Linked DNA regions of Homo sapiens: region 1 is linked to region 2. A link is an interaction called in ENCODE POLR2A ChIA-PET data of the cell type or tissue named here. Cell type or tissue: OCI-LY7. All regions are shown on one strand. Links, peaks and the distances in the headings refer to the core of each region. The heading gives the core; the rest is flanking DNA. Region 1 has its middle 17 kb from the start of SLC6A6. Region 2 has its middle 19 kb from the start of RBSN.

Region 1 (8,326 bases), core at 185-8,184, 730 kb before region 2:
ATTTGAATATGGGTTGACTATTAGGGAGGTATTTGAATTTGATTTTCTCTGGTAATAATGGTATTTTGCTTAGATGGAGGAACAACCTTGCCTTTAAAAGACACATGAACAATATGTAGAAGTAGGAGGCACGAAGTTTGCAAGTTACCTTCCAATGGCTAGGCAAAAAAAGGGCAATGCACCAAAATATGAACAGTGGTGGAACCTAGGTTGGGTATATATGAGTGCTTATTCTATAGTCTTTAAATTTTTCTATATTTTAGGACATTTTTATTAAAAAGGGTTGAGGGTACAATGAATAAAATTTAAGGTCCTGGCTATGGCCTGTGAGGCTATGTCATCCAGCCCCTGCCTCCTCTGATCTCAGCCCCTTCAATCTCTCCCTCGTTCTCCCTGCCCCCAAAACCTCCCTACACACACACAGGCACACATGCACACACAGGCACACACATATACACACAGTCACGCATGCAGGCACGCACGCACATAACTTTCTCACTGGTCAACCCTGGAGCTGGGAGAAGTGGGGAAATGGATGCTCCCCCTGCACAAAGAGGAATCCCTCTTTTCTCCAGATGGGAAATCTTTCCCAAAAGGCCCCACGCAGACTTTCTCTTATGTCTCATTGGCCAGAACCTAGTCCCATGCCCACCACAGGCCTGTTGTTGGCCACAGAGAATGGGATGGCTGGTACTGCTGAACCAATACAGATAGGTCCCCTGTGGTGGTGCCTATTACCCCTCCCCCTAAATAAGAGTTCTCTTGGCCAAGAGGAAAGGGGGCGGCCACTGGAAGACAAGGCCAGGGGTGGACATAGTGCATTTCTGAAACTTGGAGATGGTGAGGCTCTTTTGCATCTGGGCCTTCCAGCAGGTGTGGGGAACAGCTGGTGGCCTCAAACCCTATTCTCCAGATGGGGCAATAGAAAATCAGAGTGGTGGAATGACTTCCCACTCCTGGCTGGTCCAAGCCTCAAATCTCTGTAAGTGGAAAGTCTGCGAGGGCAGGATGGGCAGAACCTGGTGTGTGAGAGGTTCCGCTGGGCGGGGAGATACAGCAAGGCTTCACGGAGAGGGGTAGTGCTCGGTGCTTGGAGCGTGGAGCGGATTTCAGTGGAGGTGGAGAAAGTGTCAGGTGGGGCACAGAGGGAGCAAGGACAAGGAGGGCAGAGCACCAGGCACATGTGGGCAAGAAGAAGGAGGAGGAGAGCTGGAAAGGAGGGTGGGGCCAGATCTGAAGGCCACCGGAGTGCTGGAGTACTGTTCTCTGTTTCACAGGCAAAGAGGAGCTGCTGAAGATTATAGGGATAAGGGCAGAAGCATCTTAGAGAAGCTGAGAGTACCAGAGGAGTGAGATGGAGACCAGGAGACCAGGAGACCATGGAGGAGGCTGGTGCAGGGCTGTGGACACAGAGGGGAGACTCAGAGACAGCTCTGGAGGCTGAGGCTTGTGGGGCCATTTCTTTTGGGAGAAAGCCACCCAGGAAGGAAGTCCCTTCTGTCCCTGGCAACCCACATCAGCACTTCATAGCACAGATGGAAAGTTCTGCCTACCCTAAATCAAACGTGCAATATCTCAGTCTCAGATTCCCACGCCACTGGGCCAACATCCACTGAATGCAGTAAATGGGTGAAAGCCAAATCGTGGAAAGGTTAACAGCGTGGTCCTGGTGGACTTGGGAGCCAGAACACCCCTGCTGCACCCCACCAGCTCTGTCCTGATGAGCTTTGTCCTCTGCCCCTGGAGCCCATTCCCTGTCTGTGCAACTGGGACCTTAGCAGTCACAGTGACAGTGTCCACATATGCTGGGCCCTGGCCGGGCACGAGGTCTGCTCCAGGCTCTTTCCCCACACTGATCCAGGTGGACCATGGGAGGTCCACATGGCCCCGTGGCAGGGGGCGTGGAGACCACATTTTACGGAGGGAGGGTAGAGCCTGCACTTATGGAGCTGTCCGGAGGGTGACACGCATCAACACACGGCAAGCACAGCTTCAGTGTGAACTTTGCCCTGGAGAGGGGATGCAGAAAGTCCCCACAGAGCCTGAAGAAACAGCCATGGAGATCTTCAGGAAAGACCCTGGGAGGTAGAGAGGAGGTGAGGGAAGACGGACCGGGGAGGTTGGGAGACAGTCCTGTGAGCTGCCAGCATGAGGCGGAGGTTGCGCAGGGGGCCTGTGGGAACAGCACTGCAGAAAGAGGGAACAGCCTTCTCCCTGGCTCCAAGCTCTGGGGTGGCAATATCAGCGCTACTGCTATGCCTGGAAAGGACCACGCTGATGAACCCCTCCTCCCCTCCCCTCCACTCACCTGTGTGTGGTCTTGGGCAAGGCCCCCATGCCCACGAAGCTGTAGCTTTCCTGACAGAGGGGTCAGCCTGGCCCAGCTCTGAAGTCAGCTCCACCCCTGACCCAAGGCAATGACTGAGTTGAACAGGATCACAGTGCCTCTAACTCTCCCGGGCCATGGCTGGCATCTTCCATGGCACATTCTATGCTCACACACAGGTGCTTTTCCCACAAGATTCCAGGGAGCCACTGGGAGGCTGGCTGGTGCCCGCTCAAAGCATCAAGCTGTTCCTAGCCCCTAGCCCCGGGCCTGAGAGCCCACCCCTCAGCCTTTGCAGTGATCGTGCCCAAAAGGGCTGGAGGAAGGGGAGAGCCCTAAGGAACAGGTGCTGAGCCCTGTGAGTTGGGGTCCTGGCCAGGATGTCATTTCACAGAGAAGGCCCAAGCACCCAGGACATGGCCTAGTGGGACTCCCAGGAGCCACACTCTCATGACCATTCCCTTCCTGCCCCCTTGCTAGAAATGACCACAGCAGGGAGCCCTGGCCCAGCTGTGGCCCTGAGCCTGGAACACAGGACAGGCCAGTTTTGCTGGCAGGGAGGTAGGACCCAAGTCAGGGCTAGGGTCTTGGGCGCCTATTAGGACAGTCTCCAAAGGTGGCAGGGGCCTGGGGGAGAGACTGAGTTGGGACTGACCACCTGGTGCCTTGAAGCCCTAAGAAGGAACAGGAAGCGGCCAGGCGTGGTGACTCATGCCTATAATCCCAGCATTGTGGGAGGCTGAGGCGGGAGGATCACCTGAGGTCAGGAGTTCGAGACCAGCCTAGCCAACATGATGAAACCTTGGTTCTATTAAAAATACAAAATAATTAGCTGGGTGTGGTGATGCATGCCTCTAATCCCAGCTACTCGGGAGGCTGAGGCAGGAGAATCTCTTGAACCCAGGAGGCAGAGGTTGCAGTGAGCCAAGATCGTGCCACTACACTCCAGCCTGGGTGACAGAGCCAGACTCCATCTCAAAAAAAGAGAAGCAGGAAAGCACCAAGAGATGGGAGGCCCCTAGACAACTCGAGAAGGTAGGGCTCAACCCTTTGTTGCACAAGGCTGTGAGCTCCTGATCCTTGGCGCTGTCTGCACAGACAGGCACCAACTCTGTGCCTCCTCTGGAGTCAGGCAGCCAGGATTCCAGTCCTGCCTCTGACCCACTCCCAGGTAGATTATTTCCTTGTTGGCAAAGTGGGGCTAATAATAGCACTAGTCTCATTAGGCTATTGTGAGGATTAAACGAATTGATGGCCAACAAAGACAACATTGCTGCTGCCATTACCCCCATCCTCTCCTTCCTCCTGCCTCCCCCCACCCCCCACCATGTAAGCCTTTCTCCACTTCCTTTTTCTTTCTAAAAAGAAACATAAAACTAGGCATCCACCTGGTCAGACATGGTTTTTGTTTATTTGTTTGTTTTGAGATGGAGTCTTGCTCTGTCGCACAGGCTGGAGTGCAGTGGTGCGATCTCGGCTCACTGCAACCTCTGCCTCTCAGGTTCAAGCAATTCTCCTGCCTCAGCCTCCTGAGTAGCTGAGATTACAGGTGCCTGCCAACACACCCGGCTAATTTTTGTATTTTGGTAGAGACGGGGTTTCACTACCTTGGTCAGGCTGGTCTTGAACTCCTGACCTCGTGATCCACCTGCCTAGGCCTTCCAAAGCGCTGAGATTACAGGGCGTGAGCCACCACACCCGCCCAGACATGCTTTATAAAAATAAAAAAAGGTGAAGCGCAGAGCTCCCTGGAGGCTTTGCCGGCCAAGGGGAGCCGCTCACACCCACAGCATTGTCCCTTTGTGGGATCTCACCGCTCCTCCTTACCAAAGAGCCTAAAGTGCTGGGCACTGTCCCAGCTCCACGATCTAGGTGAGGACGCAGAGGCCCATGCGGTGAGGTCGTTTGCCCAAGATCACACAGCTCAGACATGCCAGTGGGGCTGCCCTACTCTCTGTGCTGGGGTCCCTTGGTGGGGTCCCCAGTGAGACTTCACTCATCATCTGTCATTTATTCATTCCTCCTTCATCTTTGTGTTTCCTGATGGACCTCACATCTCTTAGAGAAATGCGCAGACTGTCCCATTTACTTCTGCCACCCCCAGTCCCTAGCACAGAAGGCAATCCTGGACGGAAGCTGAAGAAACACATACATAAGACAGTGTTTGAAAACATAATATGCATGTGCTTCAGCCCTTCACGTGTGCATGTGGCTTCCTCCTTGAGCCACTTCCAGCACCTCCACTCCATGGAATCCCATCTCGCTAGGGCCAGGGAGGGCTGATCTCCAGGTAGGCACATCCACATCACCTGTTAATCCTCTTGCACTGAACCTTCCTTCGACTCTGTTCACCTCCCTCCCTCCTGATTCCCACGCTCTTCTTTTGGCTTCCATGACACTCCGTCTTCTGGTTTCCTTCAGCCTCCTGCCATTCCTCTTCAGGCTTTTTTATGAGCTCCTCTTCTGAGACTGACTCCTTTGAAGTTGGAATTCTTGTCTCTCTTAATGAATGCTTTTCCTGGGTGTTCTTGTGAGTTCCCCATGGTCTAACACCCTGGTCAAGGAAGGCTTTCCTGAGGGACATCTAACCCCAAAGCACCAACAGGAGCCTCTCCCTTAACCAAGGCAAGGAGAAGGGAACCAGTCCCGGGTGAAATGTAATAGTAGTAAAAATCACCATGAGGAGAGGCTTCCTTCCTTTTCTTTGGGTCGATAACAAGTATTTTGACACAGAAGCAGGAGAATATCAGCATTTATTGGGCATCCTTTGTGCCGGGCACTGTCCAAAGTGTCATCTTATTTACTCCTCACCAGCCTAGAGAGGATTGGAGTGGAAGGTGTTTGTTAGCTTAATCTGTGTAACAAGCTATCCAGAAAGTAAGGGGTTTCAACAATAAAGATCTATTTGGCTGTCAGTTCTGCAGGTTGGCCGTCTGGGCTTGGCTCAGTTGGGTGGGTCTGCTGCTGGCCTGGAGGGGCTCCTTATGAGCAGGTAGTCAGCGGGTGGGCCTCCCCCCACATGGCCTCTGGTCCCCATGGCAAGGGAAATACAAAAATTAGCCGGGTGTGTTGGCAGGCGCCTGTAATCTCAGCTACTCTTGGTGTCAAGAGCAGAAGCTGAGAGGCCTCTAGGCACCCATGTTCCCACCACATTCTCTTACCCCAAGCAAGACACAGGGTCAGCCCAGATGCATCCTGCCTCTTGACGGGGAGGGCTGTCAAGTATTATGGCCACTTCCCAATCTGCCACGTGGTCACCCAGCTAGTAGGAACAAAACGGCCAGGTGGATTCCCAGTCCAGCACCCGCTCCACAGACCCAGACTGAGGTACCTTTGTTCGGCTCCTTTCTACGGGTAGAGCTCAGGCCTTTGAGACTGGAGAGACAGGCCTCACCAGGAGGGCTGCTCCAAGGGTCCCAGGCAGGCCGGTGACAAGCAGGGGCTTGACTGAAGAGGAGGATTAAGGGCACTAAATCTGTCCCTCGGGCTTGAAGGATGGCCAAGGCACAGGGCACCTGGCCAAATGCAGGTCTCCGAGGAAAGGGGACAAGTGCGCCAGCTTTGCCACCCTGGCCCAAGGGAACTCTGGGCCCCCAGCACACACCAGACACCCTGCTGGGTCCCAGGAGCCGATGGTAAGCCATGCAGACCTGGTCTTCACCCCAACTAGCAGCACACACAGATGCCACAGGCACCATCCCTCAAATGATGTTTCCACTTAAGGACCAAGGCTGTGAAATGAAGGGGCTTTGGGGCCTGCCTGGGTGGAACTCCATCCTTCCTACTTTCTAGCTGTCAGACCTTGGGCCAGTTACTTCTCTCTCTGAGCTCTGATTTCCTCCTTATGAAATGTGTTTGGAAATTATGCCTTCTTCCCAGGTAATGAGGATTTGAGAAGACAGCGCGTAAAGTACTTCTCTCCAGCCCAGCACATGGACACAGTCTAGAAAGTCAGCCATCATCAACTATAGCCCAGAGTCCACAGTTCCCTTTCCAAGTTCCTGAGTCCAAATGTGCCTGGCTATCAGAAGGACAACTCGGAGCATGTTCCATAAGTGTTACACGTCACCCCAGTGGGGTGTGGAGTCGCTTCCCATAATCAATCACATTGATATTTCTACAGCAAAATCTATGACTATTCACAGTAGGTGGGCTGGACATGATAGCTCAAGCCTGTAATTCCAACCCTTTGGGAGGCCAAGGCAGGAGGATCACTTGAGTGATCAAGGAGTTCAAAACCAGCCAGGGCAACATAGCGAGAGCCCCATCTCTAAAAAATAAAGAAGAAGAAAGAAAGAAAGAAAAGAAAAAGAACCACAGTATATGAGCTAAATTGTTTCTAAATAGTTTCACAAAATTTCAAGTTTTGCCACCAAATTTGGGTTTTTGTTTTGTTTTGTTTTTCAAAACTTTTTGAATATGGAAATTGTGGATAGAGGGTTCTTTGGATCATTATAATTTTTTTTTTTTTTTGAGATGGAATCTCACTCTGTCGCCCAGGGTGGAATGCAATGGTGTGATCTCAGCTCACTGCAACCTCCACCTCCTGAGTTCAAGCAATTCTTGTGCCTCAGCCTCCCAAGTAGCTGGGATTACAGGTGCCCGCCACTACGCCCGGCTAATTTTTGTATTTTTAGTAGAGACAGGGTTTCACCATGTTAGTCAGGCTGGTCTCAAACTCCTGACCTCAGGTGATCCGCCCACCTTGGCCTCTCAAAGAGCTGGGATTACAGGCATGAGCCACTGCACTTGGCCTGGATCATTATAATTCTTAGTGACTCTCAACCTTGGCTGTGTATGAGAGTGAGCTGGGGAGTTTCTTAAAGGCAGACTCTTGGACCTCACACCACACCACATGAATCCATCTCAGGGGGTGAGACATCTCTTTAAGAAGCTCCTAAGATGAGTCTGATGTGGACCCCAGGATGAACCATGGTTCTATAGATTATGAAACAGGAATGCGGTGGGGTCTTGCTCACATAGGGAGTACCAGGGAAGACTTCCCCAAGGACAGGACCAAAGGATGCACAGAAACCTGCCAAGTGAAGGGTGTCAGAATGTTCCCAGCAGAAGGAACAGTGTGAGCAAGCTCCCTGTGGTCAGAAGGGAGGCAGCTGCGAGTCAGAGGAACTGAAAGGTCCCCAGAGTGGTGGAAGCCTGGGAGCAAAAGGCGACACTGCCCAAGCTGAGTTCTCCTGCTTCCTCTGCAGCTGAGACGGGGACCGTTCCTGAGGGGGAAATCTGTGTAAACAGGCAAATAGACACTTTCTTCCCAGAGAAAATTAAGCAGCAGCCCTGGTCCTTTCTTCCTAGCCAGAGCAGGAGGGTACATTAAAATCAGAATGTGTGGGGCTGGGAGGAGACACAGATCCTCTAACCTAATTTTTTTTTTTTTTTTTCAAGACAGAGTCTTGCTCTGTCACCCAGGCTGGAGTGGAGTGGCTAGATCTTGGCTCACTGCAACCTCTACCTCCCGGGTTCAAGTGTTTCTCGTGCCTCAGCTTCCTGAGTAGCTGGGACCACAGGCACACACCACTTCACCCGGCTAAGTTTTATATTTTTAGTGGAGATGGTGTTTCACCATGTTTGCCAAGCTGGTCTCGAACTCCTGACCTCAGGTGATCCACCTGCCTCGGCCTCCCAAAGTGCTGGGATTACAGGCGTGAGCCACCACGCCTGGCCTAACCTGATGATTTTAAAGTGCTTTTATCTTTAAAATTATTTGGGTGCCTTTTAGTCAAACAATTTTGCCACTGCCCCTATAGTGGTTGGAGCAAAGTGGAGGTGATGTTGGGTGTCTGGAGATCTGGATCTCCCCAGATCTCCTAGGGACTCTATGGAACCCAGTTTGAAAATCCTAGGGAACCATGACTCAGGGAGAGACGTTGGGATTGTCCAAGTCGCCCCCAGCCACCCTGCACAGGGCCGGAGTCCCTCTCCCAAGAGATTGGCCTGAGCAGCTCTCCCCAGACTTTTAGCTGTCAGGTCTTCCTGCATAAA
Region 2 (8,326 bases), core at 244-8,243:
ATGTGAAACCTGACACCTTTAACATCTGCTCACAGATGGATTTTATCGGACCATTAAGCCACTCCTACCTGCAAATATACGCAGTAACAATGGGGGCTATATACACAAGGACTAGCACAGCAATAGCACCTGGCCACCCATTGCCTAAATCTGTGCTGGCACATAATGGGCCCTCAACAAACATTTATTGAAGGCTCAATGAGTGAATGTGCAATCTCAGGCAAGTTGATTAATCTCTCAGCATCCATTTCCAGTTCTGTAAAATGGGGATGATAACAGCCCACACCTCACAGAGTAATGGCCAATGCTGGTGTCCCTGGCAGGGAGGGGGGTTCGAGGGGGAAGGCAGAGGAGACCTCTCTCCATGAAGTCATTCATTCACAATAAAGCCACTGTCATTTTCAATATGGAGCTTCCAAGGTCACGTGGGAGTTGGTGTCCAGCCAATAGATGGAAGAAGAGAGAATGGAGAAAGTACCTCCACTTCTCATCCATTTGAGCGGAAGCAACTCATCACTCTCTCTCACCTTCATTGGTAAGAACCAGTCACACAGTCCCTCCCAGATGCAGGGAGGGCTGGGAAGTGCAGCCCCTGGCTTGGCAGCCACATCCCTTTAACAGCCTACACCAGGAAGAGAAGCATACATCTCTGGTGGACAGCTGGCCATCCCTGCCTGAAATTCTTTCTCAGGTTGAAACCATCCTTACAGGGATAACAAGCATCACATGCTGGGTTCTGGGCAGAAATATAGTTTATAATTAAGTGTTAATCAGGCTGCGCTTTGGCCCACTTCTTTGGAACCAAAAGTCATGTTAACACTAGACACTGACCATTTGCAAACCCATTGTTCCTATAAGTAGGACCACTGAGGTTAGAATCATAAGGCTTTTATTTAAGAATTGCTTAAGATGTTCTTCAGTGCGCAAATTCCAGCAGAGTGGCAGAGGACAGCCAGCATGAAGACCCCCACAGAGGAACGGGATCAGCATGAGAATGCAGTTTCTTCATCTCCCTGTCCCAAGACTTCACCCTGCACTCTTCGACCAATCAACGACCTCCCCACTTTGGCCCACTCCAAACCCCTTAAAATCCCTAGTCCTAAATTCTTTGGGGAGGCAGATTTGAGGTTTCCTCCTGTCTCCTTGTTTGGTTACCCACAATTATTAAGCTCTTTCTCTGCTGCAATCCCTGGTCTTGGTATACTGACTTGCTGTATGTCAGGCAAATGATCCTATTACAAAGTGAGTTCCAAACTCCGTGAAAACCTCTGGCTGAGCCTTTGTCAGGCTGTCAGGTTACCAAGTTTAGCAAGCTGGTGTGAGAGGCTCCATCCAAATACCCACAGTGTGTAACCCAGTTGATACCTAGTGTCACCAGCCCAGGGAGAAGATCCCCCTGGATTAAAAAAGAAAATCTCATGGCCTCAGCTCCTCCCTTCCTCTCTCTCTCTCTCTCTCTCTCTCTCTTGCTCTCTTTCTCTGCTCCCTCCACACCTCTCTCTTTCTCTCAGTCATGAGAACACAAGCTGTCCTAGCGTATCTTTAGGGTTAGGTTTCTGCCTAGTACTTTCCTGCCCAACAGATCAACCCAGTATGGCTAAACACAGCGAACTTGCAAGGATCATAAGACGCTAAAAATGATGAAAGACGTGAAAAAGCATCTGGGAGAGGCCAGGGTTTTCCCTACACGTTAGGGCTCCTTTCCCACTGCCTTTGCGGGTAGTCAAATCCCACCTACTCTTCACTGGGTGCTCCTTCTCACGTCCCCAACATTCTTGGTGTTGTAGTGGACAGCTATTGCTTTTTTCTCAGTGGCATACAATTCTCTTTCTACATAACATCTCCGTGTCCTGGGGGACCCACCCTCCCTGGTCTCAGTCTATTTCAGGTAATTTTCTTTTTCTCTTTTCTTTTCTTTTCTTTTTTTTTTTTCCGAGATGGAGTTTCGCTCTTGTTGCCCAGGCTAGAGTGCAGTGGCGCGATCTCGGCTCACTGCAACCTCCGCCTCCCGGGTTCAAGCGATTCTCCTGCTCAGCCTCCCAAGTAGCTGGGATTACAGGCATGCGCCACTACGCCTGGCTAATTTTGTATTTTTTTAGTAGAAATGGAGATTCTCCATGTTGGTCAGACTGGTCTCGAACTCCCGACCTCAGGTGATCCACCCGCCTCAGCCTCCCATAGTGCTGGGATTACAGGTGTGAGCTACTGTGCCCAGCCTCAGATAATTGTCTTAATCCAAATGCTACAACATTTGCCATCTAATCCAGATTTAAAACCCAGCTAGGCCCTGTCTTTGTGCAGCCTCCCACACCCCCACTGGCCTCTCATCTCTGCAGAGCCTTCTTTCTTCTCTAAAGCTCCTGTGCCCATCTCTGATAAGCTCCTCAAAATCACTGTGCACAGGGTATCTTCTGGGAAGAGAGAGAGGCCTCCTGTGCTAGGCACTGGCCCACATGGGCTGAGAGTTAGGAGGCTGGTTTCAGGAGGGGAGTCACTTGTTACAGAGCTGCAGAGTTGGCTATTGCTGTGTAACAAACATCCCTAAACTTACTGACTTTCAACAATAAGCATTTACTTTTCTTAGTTCACAGATCAGCTGGGCAGTTCTTCTGGCCTTGGCTGGGCTTTCTCGTGCATCTGAGATTGGCTGTGGACTGAGGGCAGGGGCAGCCCTGCGGGTCTTAGCAAAGCTCTCTCACCTATTCTGGGGCTGACTGGTCTAGAATGGCCTGAACCAGGATAAATGAGTTCTCCTCCATGTGCTCTGTCAACTGCCAGCAGGCTGGCCCAGGCTTATTCACAAAAAGATAACAAGCAGAAGCACAAGAGGTCACTTGAGGCCTAAGCTCATACTGTCACATTATCACTTCTGCTGCATTCCAGCCTTTTACTGGCAACTCCCAAGTCCAGCCTAGATTCAAGGAGAAATAGACCCACCTCTTTCTGGAAGGAACTAAAAGAGGCAGAGGGTTTGCTAGGCTGCCATGACAATGTACCACAGACTGGGTGGCTTAAACAGCAGACATTTATTTCCTCACACTTCTGGAGGCTGAAAGTCCAAGATCAACGTGTTAGCAGGGTAGGTTTCTTCCAAGGCCTCTCTCCTTGGCGGTCTTTGCCTTGTGTCTTTACGTGTTTTTCCCTCTGTGTGTGTGTGTCCTAATTCCCTCTTCCTATAAGGATCAGGGCCCTCCCTAATGACTTTGTTTTAACTTAATCACCTGTTTAAAGACCCTGTCTCCAAATACAGTCACATTCTGAGGTACTGAGGGTTATGGCTTCACCATAGGAATGGGGGGTGGGGCACGACTCAGCCCATGATAGAGACTGGGCCATTTTTGTGCTCAGTATACCACCAATACCTAGCTCTATTCTAACTAAAATGATAACCCTGCAAGGTGGCTGTTAGTCACCAATTTACACATCAGGAAGCTGATGTTTGGAGAGTGTAAGGGACTTGTGGGGCCAGGATGGAAGCCTTGGTCCTCCTGACTGACAGGCTTTCACATTCTCTTTTCCCCACACTAGTGTGTAGCAGGAGCAGGCCCTAGGCTGGACATGGGTCATCTGGAAAGCTAGTTGTTCCTCTGGCACAAGCTGATAGGAGGAACAGGGCAGGAGCCAGCCACGTGGTGCCTCCAGGGTCCTCTTCCCCGCTGGACCCTGCCTCATGGCAAAGCAGACACAGAGAACACCCAGTTCTCCTTCCCTTTCCCTGAAAGCATGCTGTCATTTCTCAGAAGTGTGACCCTTGAGTTCGAGACCCTAGGCGCACTTCACAGAGCCTTGGGCTGAGTGCCATTCATGGTCAGTTCCAGACACAGGTTTCTAGCACTGATGGTGTCTTTCCCTCATTCTAATCAGACTGTGTTCTATTTATGGCAGAAGCTGTGCCACTTTTCTGCCACCCTACCTATGCACCTGCCATTCCTCTGCCTAGTGTGCCCTTCCCTCTTCTCCTATCTCCTCTGAGCCTGACAAATTCCCATTTCAAAGGGTCTGCTCTGCTCTAACCCTCCCAGACAGAGATGACACTTCATCCCTTGTGAGTCCTCAATTACATATATATATGTCCCAGGTCTGTCACCCCAATTAGACTGTGGGCTTCTCCAAGGACGGAGCCCTGTTTTAGTCATCCATGCATCAACCACATCCCAGCTGTGAGAACTTGAGTAAGTTATTTGCCTTCTCTGTGTATCAGTTTCCTCACCTACAAAATGGTAATAATAAGAACCTTCCTCTTATTGCATAAGGATTAAAAGAGTTAATAGGTGCAAAGCACATAGAACAGCGCTTGGCACTCAATAAATGTGTGAGCTATTAGTATTTTCTGTTCTTCTTTTTTTTTTTTTTTGGTTTATTTTTTGAGACAAAGTCTCTGTCACCCAGGCTGTAGCAGTGGTGCAATCATGGCTCACTGCAGCCTCGACCTCCTGGGCTCAAACGATCCCACCTCAGCCTTAGAGTAGTTGGGACCACAGGCGTGCACCATCATGCCCAGCTAAATTTTTTTCTAATTTTATTTTTTGTAGAGACGGTGTATCCTTATGTTGCCCAGGCTGATCACCAACTCCTAGGCCTAGGCAATCCACCCATCAGCCTCCCAAAGTGCTGGGATTATAGGCATGAGCTACCGCACCCAGCCTATTATTTTCTTCATTACTTTCTAGAGTGCTGCATAGGACCTTATAAATGTGAGCTATTACGCTTTTTGTTATTATCCCTCAGTGCCCTGCACGGGGTTGGGCCCAGGAATTATTTGCTGAATGAATTAATTACTGTGCTATGAATGACCTTCACCTTCATGAGCAGAAGACCATGTGTGGGGACCGTAAGACTTCAATCAGGGATAAAACAGGAATATCACCAAGTGCATTAGACATTTTAATAAGAGCCTTCTCCGCGCCCCCGTGGTGTCTGGCCGCTGTCTTCCGCTCCTATTTTTGTTTGGGCCTGGGTGGCACTTTGAGGATCAGAATTTGGGGCATCGTCTTCTGCCTGCGTCCTGAGCCTATGCTCCCAGCCGCCTGCTTTAAATAGCCTCTTCCTGTTCACTGTTCTTACTCAGCCTGGAGCAACCAACCTTTCCGGCACGTTGAGACCCCGAGTCCGGGAGCAAATCCCACCTGAGCGCGAGCGCGCGGCTCCTCCCGCCAGCAGGGGGCGCCCGACACTTGCCTTCCCCCACGAGAGGCCCGGGGCGCTCCGGGTGGAACTTGAAAGAATTCTGGGCCGGGCGCGGTGGTTCACGCCTGTAGTCCCAGCACTTTGGGAGGCCGAGGCGGGCGGATCACGAGGTCGGGAAATCGAGACCATCCCGGCTAACACGGTGAAACCCCGTCTCTACTAAAAATACAAAAAATTAGCCGGGCGCGGTGACGGGCGCCTGTAGTCCCAGCTACTCGGAAGGCTGAGGCGAGAGAATGGCGTGAACCCGGGAAGCGGAGCTTGCAGTGAGCCGAGATCGCGCCGCTGCACTCCAGCCTGGGCAACACAGCGAGACTCCGTCTCAAAAAAAAAAAAAAAAAAAATTAACCCCATTCGAGGCAGGTGTGAAATGATGGGTTGGAGGCACTAGTCTGTTTTCTTTAATAGGCTTTTAAATAAACACTGCATCGTTAAAGCTTAAACCTATGGACCGCTCAGAATCACTCTGTGCAGAACCAGGGGCCAACCTACCACAGCTGTGGCAGAGGGGGGCCACCCAGCAAAGGACCGTGCAGTCGGGGAATAAAAGCTGCCATCCAGGGTTGCGCATAAAGGGAGGTGAGGGATCTCTCCCAGGTCAAGAACGGCCCGGATCTGCTATAAATGCTTAGAGAAGCTCTAGCAGAACACTCGAGAAACTCGTCAAAGTAGCTACCTCTGGATCTTCTGGATTTTTTTACTTTAAAAAATAAGTCTCTCTTTATCTGTCTTTTTTAACAGACAGGACCTCACTCTGTTGCCTAGGCTGTAGTGCAGTGGTGTGATTATAGCTCACTGCAGCCTCAAACTTTCTGGGCTCAAGCAATCTGCCCACCCCTGCCCCTCGAGTAGCTGGGACTATGGGCATTTGCCACCACACTCGGGTAATATTTTAATTTTTTGTCGAGATAGGGTCTCACTCACTGTGTTGCTCAGGTTGGTCTCCAACTCCTGCCTTCAAGTGATCCTCCCAACCTCAGCTTCCTAAAGCACTAGGACTACAGGCTGAGCCACTACACCAAGCCAAAATAAGTCATTTCTAAAATTTGTCATGGGATTAGAGAAAATTAAATTAAATTAAAATATAAAAATAAGTAAGTCTTTAAAAAAAAAGAAACAAGAATAAGTTAACAGAAGGAGGTGTTCAAGTGGAGACACCAGTGCCACAGCTCTGACTTTGGCTAAGAGTACCCAGCCCTGTGCAGACTGGAGAGGTGCAGAATTGGGGGTGGGGCACCTGGGGTTCTGGTTACCTAAGACCATCTGACCTCTGCATGGGATACTTAGGCTTTCACAGGGCTCATCCAGGGGAGTTCCTGCAAACTATCATGCCCCTTTCTCGGAGTTCCAGCCCTGCCAGGGGCTTTCTGAAGACTTGTTGGCTGTCATCCCATTCCTAGGTGCCTCGTCCTGCAAGAGAACCAGGCTGAGCCTGCCCAGGGCAAGCAGGAGGCGAGGAAGGGCCCAGTCTCTGTAGAGTTGGAGAAGGCAGCCTGCGGGCTCCTCTGCAGTGAGCTCACAGGGCCTGGGAGCCCAGAGGGCAGAGCAAGGATCCACAGGGATGTCAGGGGGCAGTCAGAGGGTGCCAGGTCTCAGCTCAGAGAGAAAAACACTTTCTTCCCGGCAGAGCTGTGCTGGTTAGAACAGCTGTGCTGTGTCTGAGGGAATGAGGTCCCCATCCCTGGAGGCAGGCAAGCATGGACTGAGGAAATGTCGGGTGAGGGAGGTTAGGGAGAATTTTCCTACCTGCACTGACCTTTAGGCCTCTTTGAGTGCTGAGCTTTTGTGATCCAATTCCCTGACACAAGCCCTTCCTCCTCCTCGTTTGCTGGTGGGCAAAATGTGAGGGAAGGTGAAAGACGCCCTTTGCCTCCACGCCAGCTCCTTGCCTCCCAAAGAAGACCCTAGATGGACTGGGAGCACTGCCGTGTAATGATTAGGGAGATCCTCAGGGTCGTCTGACATCAAAGTGTTGTTTGGTGCAAGAACTTGGTCTTTCAAAAGTACTTTCGGGAGCAGCTGGGTGGAAAAAAAAAGCAACTTTAGGAACTTGTGGGAACACTTGCTACCTCCAACCAGTGCCTCTCAGAGCAAATGTGGGGCCTCCGTCTGTTCAATGGCTCTTAGTTGGGTCTCCTGCACGCCTTGAGCCTCCAGGATATAAAAACTGCAATGAATTTAGTTCAATTCAAAATAAGTTTAAATTTTAAGTTTTGTGATAGGTAATAACAATTGTATGGTTTCAATTCAAAAGGTGGGTAGGTGAGGTCATTTAGCCAAAAGTGAGTCTCACTTTCATACTTCTCCAGGCCAGCAGGCCCTCTCCAGGGCAACCACCAATGCTTGGCATCCTCCCAGAATTCATCTGTAAACGTGCAAACAAATACATACCTCTCTCATGAAATGTGTTTTGAGCACCTGCTAAGTATAGGGGTGAGGGGTGAGGGAGCCCAGACTAGGGAGTCAGCCAGCCTAGGTTCACACACCAGTTGGTAATATTTGGCTGTGCCTGCTGGCTAAGAGCAAACGATTACTTCCTGGGGACAGGCACTGCTCTGTGATCTTGCAGTGTGCTCTCTCATTCAATTCTCATCATGTGCTAGTTGGAGGCCTTTGCAAAACAGACACCAATGTGGGATCAGACGTGCAAGAGATTTATTGGGGAAAATACCTGTGAAGGAAAATGGGGAAGGAACTACTTGAAGGTGGCCAGGTTTAGCAAACAAAAATACAGGACATCCAGTTAAATTTGAATGTCAGATAAACAATGAATACATTTTACTATAACTACGTCCCATGCCATATGTCCCATGCATACTCATATTTAAAAGTATTCATCGATAATCTGGCATTCTAATTTGACTGAGCATTCTATATTTTGTCTGGAGGCAACTGGGAGAGTCATCAGACCATGAAGCAGGTCCGACCTCTGTGGGAAGGAGAGAAAAAGAAGGAAGGTGGGGAGGGTAGTGGGCTGATAATGGCCCCCAAATATGCCCGTGTCCCAATCCCCTGAACCAAGGAATGTGACCTTACATGACCAAAGGGACTTCGCAGATATAATTAAGCTAAAAATCTTGAGGAGATTATCTTGGATTATCCAGGTGGCCCTAAATGTAATCACAAGCATCCTTATAAA

Evidence for each region. ChIA-PET counts read pairs that join two places held together with the same protein. Peaks named below come from ENCODE experiments on the same cell type or tissue, not always from the same donor. Only the 100,000 strongest peaks of a DNase experiment are listed, where the experiment ranks them.
Region 1: POLR2A ChIA-PET joins it to region 2 with 6 read pairs; 1 of 35 experiments calls an interaction of 5 or more read pairs at or near these places.

What each region holds. Positions count from the first base shown.
Region 1 is chr3:14,380,946-14,389,271 of GRCh38, forward strand. No RefSeq gene overlaps it. Among named protein-coding and RNA genes, the nearest start is that of SLC6A6, 17 kb to the right of the region's middle. RefSeq lists an enhancer at 2,009-2,534. In OCI-LY7, for the core only: no CTCF peak of the experiment used is centred there; DNase peaks (open chromatin) are centred at 3,016, 3,666, 7,195, 7,456 and 1 weaker place; H3K4me3 peaks cover 1,347 bases; H3K27ac peaks cover 5,254 bases.
Region 2 is chr3:15,113,650-15,121,975 of GRCh38, forward strand. No RefSeq gene overlaps it. Among named protein-coding and RNA genes, the nearest start is that of RBSN, 19 kb to the left of the region's middle. In OCI-LY7, for the core only: CTCF peaks have their summits at 5,139 (motif pointing right) and 5,341; a DNase peak (open chromatin) is centred at 5,172.